Regions from separate parts of the Homo sapiens genome. Here region 2 is linked to region 1. A link is a contact called in ENCODE Hi-C or POLR2A ChIA-PET data. All regions are on one chromosome and are shown on one strand. Each heading gives the region's core, a stretch centred on a gene start or an enhancer-like site at or near the end of the contact. The rest is flanking DNA. Distances are from core to core; before and after follow the strand shown.

Region 1 (6,240 bases), core at 2,103-4,602:
ATTTTGAAATAAAAAGGAAAAGGAACTGGGCATGGTGGCATGCATCTGTAGTCCCAACTACTCAAGAAGTCGAGGTGGGAGGATCGCTTGAGCCCAGGATGTCAAGGCTGCAGTGAGCTATGATGGCACCACTGCACTCCAGACTGGGCAACAGAGCAAAACCCCATCTCCAAAAAAAGAAAAAAGGAAAAAAGGAAAAGGTACTAGCATTAATTATTATTTTTAATAACCACTCTTGATTGTGATGCCCTGCTTAATATCAACAAGGCAGCAGCAGCTGCAAAGCAAGGAAGATGAAGAGAATCAGGGCCGACAGGTGGGGGCTCTTCCCCCGGCAGAGATGGTGCTAGAAGTTAGGAGAGGTGAGATGAATGTGTCCCAAGCAGCCCTGCCCTACCCAGGCAGCAGCCGGAACTGCACCTGCTCCACAGCAGCTGCCAGGAGGCCCAGGGGTTCCTTAGGCCCAGCAGGCCCTCCTGGCCAGGCTAAGGAATCAGCAGCCAGGGAGTGACCGAGCAAAGCACACCCAGCAACGGCACATCCCCAGGCAGATGTTCTTCTAGAGTTGCAACTCATGCTCAGGCCATGTGGGCCTCGGTCCTGGGACTGCAGAGGGCTTACTGGCCTCCATGCTTCGCAAAATGAGGGCACTCCCATTGCAGACAGGCACCCTGGCATGGAAGGGTCCATTCCCTGCAGGACTGGAATGAACTTCACTGGCCTGACTGAATCCCTTACTGAGCCTTCACTTCCCTGTCCAAGTGATCCTGTATCTAATTGTTCATCTCGTCAGCCAATCCCAAACACAATTCCACCCAACCCTGGGTCTCCATGGCCAGGGGAGTCTGCCTTCTGGCCATAAATACTCTAGAACTGATCATTAGTCAGGAGCAAATTAGCAATAGCTATGGTAGCACTGCAGGCTTCCCTCAGCCTGGAATTGCAATTCCTGATGCAATGGTGGAGAGTCATCTTACACATCTGTTCAGTGATTTCCAGTTTTCAAAACACTTTTATGCATAGTTTTTCATTGATCTTCCCAGCATTCTGCATTGTGAGGAAAGTGGTGATTATTACAGATGGGGGAAACTGAAGCTCAGGTGATAAAAGACTAGTACGTTTTCCACACTGATGGGGTCAGAAAGAGGAAACAGCTCTCCTTCATGATTCAGCTTCCCCTGCCCCACATAGAACCTAATGGCAGCATTACTAAAAGCAAAGGCTGTAGGCATCAGAAATAAACATGGCAGACCCATGGCACATACAGCCCAATGCCTTGTTTCACCACCACTGGCTAGCACTACGGGGCTCTGACCATGTGCTGAACCTACTGCCAAGCTCTCTAAGGGCAAAATTTCACTCCAACCCTACAAATCCCCAAGGAAAAAGCTATCAACCCTTTTCAGATTAAGAAACTGAGGTTCAGAAAGAGTAAGTAATTGCTCATGGTTGCAATGTCCAAGCCTGATATGAACCCAATCTGCACGAAGCCACACCCTGCAACTTTCGAACAGTATTTATTTCCTACAGCTAAACACAGACCTCAGACAGTCTGAACAGTGGGGGATGAAGCATTCATGCCTCATGGAAGGAAGCACTTGGAAGACTCTGGGTAGGTCAGGGATCAAAAAGCTCCTTTCCTTCCTTGGCTTTACCTGGTGGGAAGGACACGGGACCACAATGCAGGGATCTCAGGCAATTTTCCTACCCCTACCCCCAGTAAGTACAGGCATCCTTCATGTCCTCTCTCATCCCAGCGCCCCCTTCAGTGAAAAGTGGACAACTACAATAGGTTTGTGGCACCTTGACCTCTTGGGAGAAAGATGAAGGAGGATATTATTTTAGGATATGCTCAAATTTTTCCTGTGGAAAATAGATGGATCCAAGGTGGTCTACCTGGCGGTGACTTACCCATTTGGAAGGGACAGTGGCCACTCAGATGGGTGGCGGGGAAGCTCAGTTTCACTGCATGAAAGCTCCCTCGCACCATCCTGCTCTCCCATTTCATCTCTCTCTACATTCCCTCTCAATGACAAGCTCCTCTCAGCCCTCATGAACACACACACACACACACCCATTCAGAACCTTTGCAACTGCCACTGCCTGGGCCTGGTTCTCCCCACAGCAGGCTCTTCCTCTTCCCTGAGGTCTCAACCCAAATGTCACCTCCCCAGAGAGACTCTCCATCACCCCCAGGCTAATGTTGGACACCACCCCCCACCATCACCAAGTTACTCCCACAACATCCTGCTTTCTTTCTTCACGTTGACTCATTACTCTCTGAAATGAACCTGTTTTAGAACGGTGCTTGCATGTTTGTGGTCTGCTTTCCTCCACTAGAACACAAGCCCCATCAGGACAGGGGCCTCGTCAGTACTGTGTCCAGCCTACCTCTGCACTGAGACAATGCTTGGCACAAAGTAAAGCTTAGAAAATGTCCATTGTGTGAATACCTGGATATTCTCCCATTTAAAGGGGCTAATTAAGGACATCAGCACGTTCATTACAAAATCACACATCCTTTGAACTGGAAGGGACCCTGGGGCTGATACTTGAGCTTGAGAAAACAGAAATGAGGATTTCTATTGTCCCCTCACTTAAGATATCAATATCCCAAGGGACCCAGAAATTGGAAATGCAGGTTCAGAGACATGGGCAGAAACTGAACACTGTCAGTAAAGGATGGACAGGTTGGATGAAGAACAGCTAGAAGGAAGAGGCATCAATAAGCAACATCCAGGGCATGAGAAAGAATGCTGGGAAAACAGTGACACCACCAGTGCCAACCTCAGGGGTTATTTCTATGTTCCGGAAGACTTAAGCTTTAGTTACTGACTTTAAATGCAATTGGAGTTGCTGCCCACACCCTGAGCCCACATCCAAAAGGGTTAGCTCTTCTCTTGCCCACACTTGCGAGACCCCAGGCAGCACCAGGTCCTGCCTCTGGGGCCCAGGCAGGACACAATGCGAGGCAAACAGGGACTCTGGTCATCTGGTCCACATGGACCTCTGAATCTCAAAAAAGGATTTTTTTAAAAAAGAAAGCAACTATTATTTCAAGTAGAAATAGAGATGATGGAACAAAAAAGATCAGGGGCCAACTCTGTCCAGATCAGATCAACCCAGGGTGGGAAGTGGGGAGAGGGAGTGTATCATGCTTGGATACACTGATTTTGAGTGAATCTCCTAAGTGAAGAGGAGCAAAATGAACCCCCTAGCTCAGAGTCTAGCGATCTTGTGTCCAATCCATCAGGTACTAGAAAAATCTAATTCCACTGCATTTTACTCAGTGTGATAAACATTTGGACGCTGGCTGTCAGCCATGACCTGTACTTAGTGATGTGAACCCAAGGATGACTAAGAGCTCAGGCACTCAGAATGGCTGGAGGTGACTGAAAAAATACACAGCTATGAAAAGCCAGCCCTACCACCCCAGGCTTATTCATGCATCTCCCCCGTTCTGTGACAATGGTGGACTGCTAACCACCACTACAGCCCTCGCAGTCAAATGCAAGCTTTAGAGTCAAACGTAGGGATAGTCTGTTATCACAGCTTCATGAGAACTTCTTGGACAGTCCAGAAATTAATATGAAGGAAAATGACCTTCCCATGATTCCTCCATAGGGTGAGGGGTGGTGGGGAGTCTCCTCCCCATCCTTTCACAGCACATGGCTTGAGCTTCTGGTATTGTTCTCACTATGTCAAATTCTGCTCCAAGTCAGAATTATTTGTAGGCTTCTGGCATTGACAATAGGCTACAAGCAAACTCATGCAATTTCCTTTTCTTCCCCATACCCCATTCTCCTCCCGCAACAACGATGACCTTCCTAATATGCACCTTTCCGTTTGTATGTGTTTTGCTCAATGTGGACTGCTTCGTGAATTTTGAATGACTGTAAATGCTATTGTCCACTGTCCTATTCTGGTTCCTGCCTTTCCATCAGCACTGTGTATTAAAGATTCATCTATGCCATTGGATGTATATCTCAGCCATTGCTTCTACTGCTGCATAATTCTCTAAGACATGTATCTATCAGTTCACCTGTTCCCTCTCCCAAGTGACACCTAGACTGCTTCCCATTCTCCACCATGACAAATAATGCTGCAGAGATCATCCTCAACCCTGCCCCCTTATGGACCCATGCAGACATCTCTTTGGGAATTGCTAGATCGTATGGTAAGTGCATCTTCAATGCAATTAAGAAAAATCGGCCGGCTGCGGTGGCTCACGCCTGTAATCCCAGCACTTTGGGAGGCTGAGGCGGGCAGATCACGAGGTCAGGAGTTCAAGACCAGCCTGACCAACATGGTGAAACCCCATCTCTACTAAAAATACAAAAGTTAGCCAGGCATGGTGGCACGCACCTGTAATCCCAGCTACTCAGGAGGCTGAGGTAGGAGAATCGCTTGAACCTGGGAGGCGGAGGTTGCAGTGACCCGAGATCACGCCACTGTACTCCAGCCTGGACAACAGGGCGAGACTCTGTCTCAAAAAAAAAAAAAAAAAAAAAAAATCCTACCTTCCAGACTGGCTGTACTAGCCTATACTCCCTCAGCTCTGCATGAAGATGGTTGAACCCAGCGTCCCTGGGAAAATGGGGCATTGTGCCACCTTCTCATTTCTGCCAGTCTACTGGGTGGTGGTTTTGGTTGACCTGCCTCTGATGACTAAAGAAGCCCAGGCATTTCTTCAGATACTTGTCAGCCTTTTGGCAGCTTCCTTGACCTGTAAACTCCTGTTCATACCCTTGATTCACTGTCTTTACTATGTACATTCATGCCTTTTTCTGGTTAATGTGCCTTGTATATCCTAAATGTTAATAGAACAGCTTTTAGACATTGTAAATCTCTCTCTCCTTTCTGCCAGCTGCCTATTAATTTTGTCCAGGGTGTCACTCAGTGAACAGAGCCCTTAACTTTGATGTAATCCAACTCTAAGAAAACCTGAGGACAGCAAACATTTCTCATTCAGTTCCTGTTTCTTTCTTTTCTTTTTTTCTTTTTTTTTAGACAGAGTCTCTTTCTGTCACCCAGGCTGGAGTGCAGTAGTGAGATCTCAGTTCACTGCAACCTCTACCTCCTGGATTCAAGCGATTCTCCTGCCTCCGCCTCCCAAGTAGCTGGGATTACAGGTGTCTGCCACTATATCTGGCTAATTTTTGTATTTTTAGTAGAGACAGGGTTTCACCATGTTGGCGAGACTGGTCTCGAATTCCTGACCTCAGGTGATCCACCTGCCTCAGCCTCCCAAAGTGCTGGGATTACAGGCATGAGCCACTGGGCCCAACCAATTTGTGTTTCTGGACTACTCACAATATACCACACGTGAGATTAGTGCTGTGAACACCAAAAATACTGTCCTTGGCCCTTAAGGAGCTTACAGCCTACTAGAAATATAGACTTCCATCAACAGACACAATGACCACGGCCATGAGGGTTGTACAAGATGAGGTGAGGGTTAAGGGATCCAGTGGCAGCCAGGGTCAAGGTGTCAAGGCCCAGTGAGCCTTGACAAACGTGCTTACCAGGCAGCCCTGAAGCATTTCAAACCAATTGACCAGCACGTGGAAAAGCCCAAGTTAGGGAGCTACAAGGAGCCCGGTATGACTGTGGCATAGAGCCAAGTGAGGAATGGCTGCAGAGGCTGGAAAAATAGGAATGAGCCAGGTACAGAGGGGCTCAGGCTTTCTCCAGAGCAGTACAAGGAACAGCACACCTCCTTACTCTCCCCACAGCCACTGGTGAGCTGCCCTAGATGCCGCCTGCACTCAAGGACAGGTCCTGGTTCAGGGGTCTCAAGAAATCTAGGCTTATCTTAGCTAGGATAGCAATGTATTGAAGTCTCAGAGAAACCCATAGACAGAATCCTAGAAAGAAGAGCACAGGGGCTTACATTTGTAATCCCAGCACTTTGGGAGGCTGAGGCAGGAGGATTGCTTGAAGCCAGGAGTTCAAGACCAGCCTGGTCAACATAGCAAGACCCCGCCTCTACAAAAAAATGAAAAATAAATTATTCAGGTGTGGTAGTGTGCACCTGTAGTCCCAGCTGCTCAGGAGACTGAGTCAGAGGATGGCTTGAGCTCAGGAATTTGAGACTGCAGTCAGCCATGACAGTGCCACTGAACTCCAGCCTGGGTGACAGAGCAAGACCCTGTTGAAAGAAAGGGAAAAAGAAAGAAAAAGGGTTTGTGTGCATCCAAGTTAAACTATCAAGGTGGATAAGAGATATCCATTGGACAG
Region 2 (6,240 bases), core at 1,149-3,648, 150 kb after region 1:
CTGGACATCTGGGAAATCATTCTGATGTTCTATTGTTTCTTTTTATGAGGGCCAGGCTTGGTTGCTCATGCCTGTAATCTCAGCACTTTGGGAGGCTGAGGCAGGAGGATTGCCTGAGGCCAGGAGTTAGAGACCAGCCTGGACAATAGAGTGAGACTCCCGTTCTTTACAAAAAATAACAAAATCAGTTGGGTGTGATGGCATGCACCTGTAGTCCCAGCTACTCAGGGGGCTGTGCAGAAAGATAGCTTGAGCCCAGGAGTTCAAAGTTGCAGTGAGGTATGATTGTACCACTGCACTCCAGCCTGGGCAACAGAGCAAAACCTTGTCTCTAAAAAAAAAAAAGAAAGAAAGAAAAAAGAAAAAAAAAAAAGAAAAGAAGAAGATGATGATGAAGAAGGAAGAAAGATGAAAGAAGAAGGAAGAAAGAAGAAATTAGAAGGAAGAAAGGAAGAAGGAGGAGGGAGAAGGGAGGAGGAGGGAAGAGAAGGGAGGAGGACGAGGAGGAGGAGGAAGGAGGAAGAAGAAGAAAAAAGAAAGAGAAAGAAGAAGGAGGAGGAGAAGGAAATTTCCAAGTTGCCCCAACTCAACAGGTTTATTTCAGTCCTCCACAAGAGATCAAACTCAGGAATCCCAAGGGAAATGGCGTCAGGCCCCAATCAGGGCACTTCTGAGAAGAGCTCTCTGGGGAGGGATGAGGGATGGACTCAGGGCCAGGAGGGGAGGCACCAACCTCCTGTGCATCACACTCTGAGCGCTGTGATGGGACCGCTCGGACTCCAAGCTCCCCATCAGGTGGGTCCCATCCACCTTCTCCAACAGCCTTCCTGGGGATATGCTTCTTTCTCCCTGGTCAAGACACTAGTTTTGAAGTGTCCTTGGGTCAATAATTAAAGCTTTATTGGAAAGGCTATGAGAGAACTCTTTCCACCCTTCCTGTGTGTGCGGAGGGTGGGGGCCCATTTCTCAGGCTCCACTCCAGCTAGCACCACCATCATTTTGTGCCCAAAGTTCTGTAGTAGCCTCCTAGCTGGCCTGTCTCCACCCCAACTCCCTTCCCAGCCATTTAAAAAACATCTGAGCTGAAATGCACGTACTATAAAATTAAACATTTTAAAGTGAACAATTCAGTGGCACTTAGTACATTCATTCACAATGCTATGCAACCACCTCCTCTAATTCCAAAATATTTTCATCACCCCAAAAGGAAATCCTGTATCCATAAAGCAGTAATTTCCTATTTCCCCTTCCCCCAGCCTTTGGCAACTACCAATCTGCTTTCTATCTGTATGGATTTACCTATTCTAGATATTTTATATAAATGGCATCATACAATATGTGGCTTTTTGTGGCTGGTTTCTTTTACTTAAAGGCTCATCCTGTGGTTGGCAGCACTGCTTCAAGGCTGGATAATATTCCACTAGTTGGATACACCACATGTTGTTATCCATTCACCTGCTGATGGACATTGGGTTGTTTCTACCTTTCGGCTGATGTGAATAGGGCTGCTGTGAACGCGTGCGTACATAGATTTGAGAACTCTCATACGTTCTTTACACAACAACCTGGTCTAATCACATGACACTCCAGCTACAAGCAGTTCAATGGCTTCCTACCGCTTTTAGGGTAACACCCAAACTCCAGAATATGACTCTTGGGACCCTGCCCACTTCTCCAGCATCATCTGTCACATCGGTGCCCAACTGACGTTTCTTATGTATCCTGTGCTTTTCCTCACCTCTGAGCCTCTGCAGGTATTGCTCCCTCTTCCCAGAACCCTCTTCCTCGGGCTAAGAGGCAACTGCATTTGACCACAACCACACCCTTCTCTCCCAAATGCAATCAGCTGCCCACGTCCCAGCACACATCCAATGCTGGCCCCTCTGTGCTTCATGGAAAGGGTTTACAGTGGGATTTAGGGGGCTACACTGGGCCTTTGCTGTGAAACCCCACGGAAGAGACAGCACAGCCCAGAAACACCATGGTGGCGGGGAGGGGGGCCTCAGATCTGTGTCTGTGTCTCTGAAACGTGCCCTGCTGGGAAGGTGGAACATGGCTCCGTGGATTTAGCAGCCTGGTCCTTGACAAAGCAAGATGACAAGCTGCAGCACCTGTAGTCATCCCCCTAGTTGTGGGGCTTCCTGACCCACCTCTGCTTGGGCCATACTCTCCACGCTGGCAGGTGGGCCACAGATGAGGCAGTCTTACTTCTTCCTTGGACCTGGCTGACACCCCACAGGCCTGGGAGAAGTAGGGTAGCGACTCCTTCTGAACTCTGGCCCCAGAATTCTGTGTCTCACCCCAGAGGAACTGGCTCAGCCCAGAGGCAGAAGCCTGTGTGGCGGCTGCTGAGAAAGCAGGAAGAAAGCTCCCTAGCTGGAGGCGGTTGCACCTGAACTTGACAGGCTTCAGCTCAGCCCCGGCCACAGGGTGCTCTGGGTCACACAGGATGTGGTTTTTGAAGTTTGGGGAAGCCAATGCCTCTACCTTTCCCCCACCCTTCCTTTCTTAGCTTCCATTCTGAGCCTCTGCTCCCTGAATCTGCACACGCCCACAGATGCATGCATAGACATATGCACACATGCACACATGGATGTATACACACATGATTTCACACCCTTTTCATTTACTCTTGTCTAACTTCTAAAAATGAAAATGGTCTAATATAGCCTGTCCTACATAACTCCTACCAGAACCTTTATCATTCTTTTTTTTTTCCTGTGCAAATTCTCCATCATTCTAATTTCCACGTGAGCCTTTGAGGAGAGTGCAGCACCTTAATTCTTGAAAATAGTCACCTGCGACTACTTTCTTTCTCCACAGGTGAAAAAAAGATGGAGGAGGTGGGAAAGGGTCCCCTCTTGTTTGTTTCTGAGGGCCGCTGAGAAAGATGGCGGTAGCTATGAGGGAGCCGGTCTGCCACTTACCTCCAGGACTTTCCCTGTGATAAACTGGTGACACGCCTCACATTTCACCCCAAAGAGTCCCTGGTAGTCCTTTTCACAGTACGGAGCACCATCCCTGCAAGACAAAAACGTGTTCGGCTCCTGAGGAGGTGGCCAGGGGCTGGAGAAGACACCAAAACCACATTTCTCCAAGGCCTTTCCACAGAAGGGCAGGACATATTTCTCCCCTGCCCAGTGTTCACATGCCTGGCAATCCAGTCAGACCTGGCCAGACAGGATCAAAACCACAAACAAAACGATCCAGAGAGCACTCTGCGGCTCTCGGTGCCACACAGGCGAAACAGCCATGTCGCCATATGGTCACCCTTGCCGATTTTTTACTGTCTCAGAGCTAACTAGCAGAAAGCCTGGCAGCATTCTCTCTCCACAGGCCCCCTGGGCACGTAGGAGTACTGAGCCCACTGAGCCCACATAACAATAATTAATAAACCAGAGAAAGAATGGTGTTAATGAACCTGAAGAAGATACTGGCAAATCAATAGGCAATATCACACCTGAAGGCAAAACACTAGCGACAATTTCATTAAAACCACAATAAAGGCAAAGCTATAAAATATTGTTAATGTATATAATACATATAGTTATTAATATGACACTGAGGCCCGGCACGGTGGCTCATGCCTGTAGTCCCAGCACTTTGGGAGGCTGAGGTGGGTGGATCAACTGAGGTCAGGAGTTTGAGACCAGTCTGGCCAACATGGGGAAGCCCTGTTTCTACTTTAAAAAAAATACAAAAATTAGCCAGGTGTGGTGAGGTGTAGCTGTAAGTCCCAGCTACCCAGAAGGCTGAGGCAGGAGAATTGCTTGAACCCAGGAGGTGGAGGTTTCAGTGAGCCAAGATCGCACCATTGCATTCCAGCCTGGGTGACAGCACAAGACCCCATCTCAAAAAAAAAAAACAAAAAAAAAAAACAAGAACACTGAGCCCGTCAGATGTGGGCTCAGCATTCATTCCCCTACAAGGGGCCCACATGCCAGAGTACAGCCTCTGAACAGCCTGCAGACACCACCTCCTCAGCTCTCAGGAGGCCTCCGGAGCCCAGGGCCGCCTCCTTCAGCTCAGTCAACCTCCTTGGAGCACAGGAAAAATATTATATCCTGTGTGTGATTGCATGGAAAAGCTATAGAGTGCCACCCTAGACTGCCAAGTTACCCACCCCCGCATAGCTTGCAATGTTCCGTTAGAAGCCAGGCACCTGTCTTATTTTGTCCATAATGGTCACCTGAAGAGCTTCTTGCCTTTTCTTTTCTTTCTTTTTTTTTTTTTTTGAGACAGAGTCTTGCTCTGTCTCCAGGCTGGAGTACAGTGGTGCGATCTGGGCTCACTGCAACCTCCGCCTCCCAGGTTCAAGCAATTCTCCTGTCTCAGCCTCCCAAGTAGCTGGGGTTGCAGGTGCCCACCACCATGCCCGGCTCAGTTTTTGTATTTTTAGTACAGATGAGGTTTCACCATATTGGCCAGGCTGGTCTCGAACTCTCAACCTCAGGTGATCCGACTGCCTCGGCCTCCCAAAGTACTGGGATTACAGGCATGAGCCACCGCACCCAGCCTTCTTGCCCTTTCAGTGCAGGTGTTTCAGCCTTACCCTGGGCCTGTAGAATTAGATTTCTAGTGGGTGGGGCCCAAGCAACCTTTTGTTTGCTTGTTTGTTTCACTATATTTTTAAACTACATTCATTAATATTTTCGAATAGGTGATTTCATGTGGTTGGGGAAATGCATGAATTAATGAATGAATTTATTTGTTTATTTTTTGAGACAAGGTCTTACTCAGTTGCCCTGGCTGGAGTGCAGTGGTGCGATAATAGTTCACTGCAGCCTTGATCTCCTGGGCTCAAGTGATCCTCCCACCTCAGACTCACAAGTAGCTGGGACTACAGGCATGTGCCACCATGCCTGGCTTGCTTGCTTATTTATTTATTTATATTAGTAGAGATGAGGTCTTGCTATGTTGCTCAGGCTGGTCTCGAACTCCTGAACTCAAGTGATCCTCCCACCTTGGCCTCCCAAGTGTTGAGATTACAGGTGTGAGCCACCACGCCCAGCAGGAAAATTTTTTTTAAGGCATGAAAAGGTATACGGTGGAAAATTTCCCCTCATTGCCAGGCTACATTTAAAAAAAAAAAAGCCTCACTTCCTTAACTGTAGCTATTATCCACTATTATTGAACATGAGCCCATTTCCTGGCAGGCTGTTTTGTGCAGTCCTAAAAGGCCCACAACCTAGGCTTTGTGTGTTTTTGGGGAGCGTCTATGAATGTACTCCAGCCCTGGAAGGAGAACAAAGGCTTACTAGTTCCTCATAGGAGAATGAACAGCAACAGGGAAATTATTAAATGCTTAATTGGTAATGACATACAGTGTAACAGTGTCAGCTTCATTAATTGTTAAATTAGGCAATGATTAACATATCATTAGGTTTATAGTAGCCAAGGCAAAAGAATACAATTCTTTTCAAAAGTTTTATAGCAACAAGTTCATTATGATGGCAGGATGTGAACAATTTCAGCACCATTGATGGGGTGGGGCCCCTGAGACCAGGACCTGCAGAAGAACCACAACGCCCGGTGCCCACTGAAAGGAACGCGTGCCCGCGCCCAGCCTTACTTGCTGATGTACTCCCCGGTGAGGACCTTCCCGCAGGACTTGCATTTAAAGCACCCCAAGTGCCACTGCTTATCCAGCGCCAGCAGCGCCTGCCCATTCTTGATATCTCTTCCGCAGCCGGCACAATCTGAAAAAGAGCAGCCGCCAGTGGTTACTACACATTTCCTTTGCTAAATCCAAGCAGGCAGCCCAATTTCAACCCCACTGTGTGCCCATCACACACTCAATCAATATTTACTCAAGCACCATCTCGGGTCAGTTTCTTTCCCTGCACAAAATCTTTCTTGGTGAAGGCTCACAGGCTGCGTCCTCGGAAGGACACAGAACGGAAGCTTCATGAACCTCCGTGGATCTACGGGGACGGATGTCCTTCACCCATCTGCTTACTTGGGGGTTTTTTAATGTATCCTCTGAGCTACAGATCGCCCAGAGAATATTTAATTATAGTGTCTTGGCTGTGATTTTAAGAAAGTGCGCATAGGCATTTATTAATTGAGGGCACTGTGAACAACTCAGCACTTTATGCTGATGCCTCGCCTAACACTATATACGTGATTACTCCTGGAGGCTGCCCGTAAATCTCATTTTTGTAAATGGGACCCTACTTCCTTATCAATCCAAACCAGCCTTTCAAAGATTTGTGATCATCAATTAAGTGGCTCTTAATT

What was found. A loop is a pair of places that touch in the nucleus more often than their neighbours do. ChIA-PET counts read pairs that join two places held with the same protein, here RNA polymerase II (POLR2A). Pooled maps may share reads with other maps.
Region 2: a loop to region 1 is called in a pooled map, with 2.7 times the contacts of the local background. The contact joins two enhancer-like sites. A Hi-C loop is called at or near these places in 2 of 50 pooled maps. POLR2A ChIA-PET finds 5 or more read pairs at or near these places in 4 of 52 experiments (HepG2, OCI-LY7, WTC11 and 1 more).

The regions. Positions count from the first base shown.
Region 1 is chr10:114,386,231-114,392,470 of GRCh38, forward strand. All of the region lies in intron 1 of AFAP1L2 (actin filament associated protein 1 like 2), which reads right to left. Among named protein-coding and RNA genes, the nearest start is that of AFAP1L2, 15 kb to the right of the region's middle. Within about 2 kb of position 3,353, at least 4 of the 41 ENCODE cell types and tissues checked have a DNase peak (open chromatin) inside an H3K27ac peak, as active enhancers do.
Region 2 is chr10:114,542,078-114,548,317 of GRCh38, forward strand. ABLIM1 (actin binding LIM protein 1) reads right to left here. Exons shown (of 23, transcript NM_002313.7): 5 at 5,573-5,699; 6 at 2,928-3,021. Among named protein-coding and RNA genes, the nearest start is that of ABLIM1, 110 kb to the right of the region's middle. RefSeq lists an enhancer at 2,127-2,236. Within about 2 kb of position 2,399, at least 11 of the 41 ENCODE cell types and tissues checked have a DNase peak (open chromatin) inside an H3K27ac peak, as active enhancers do.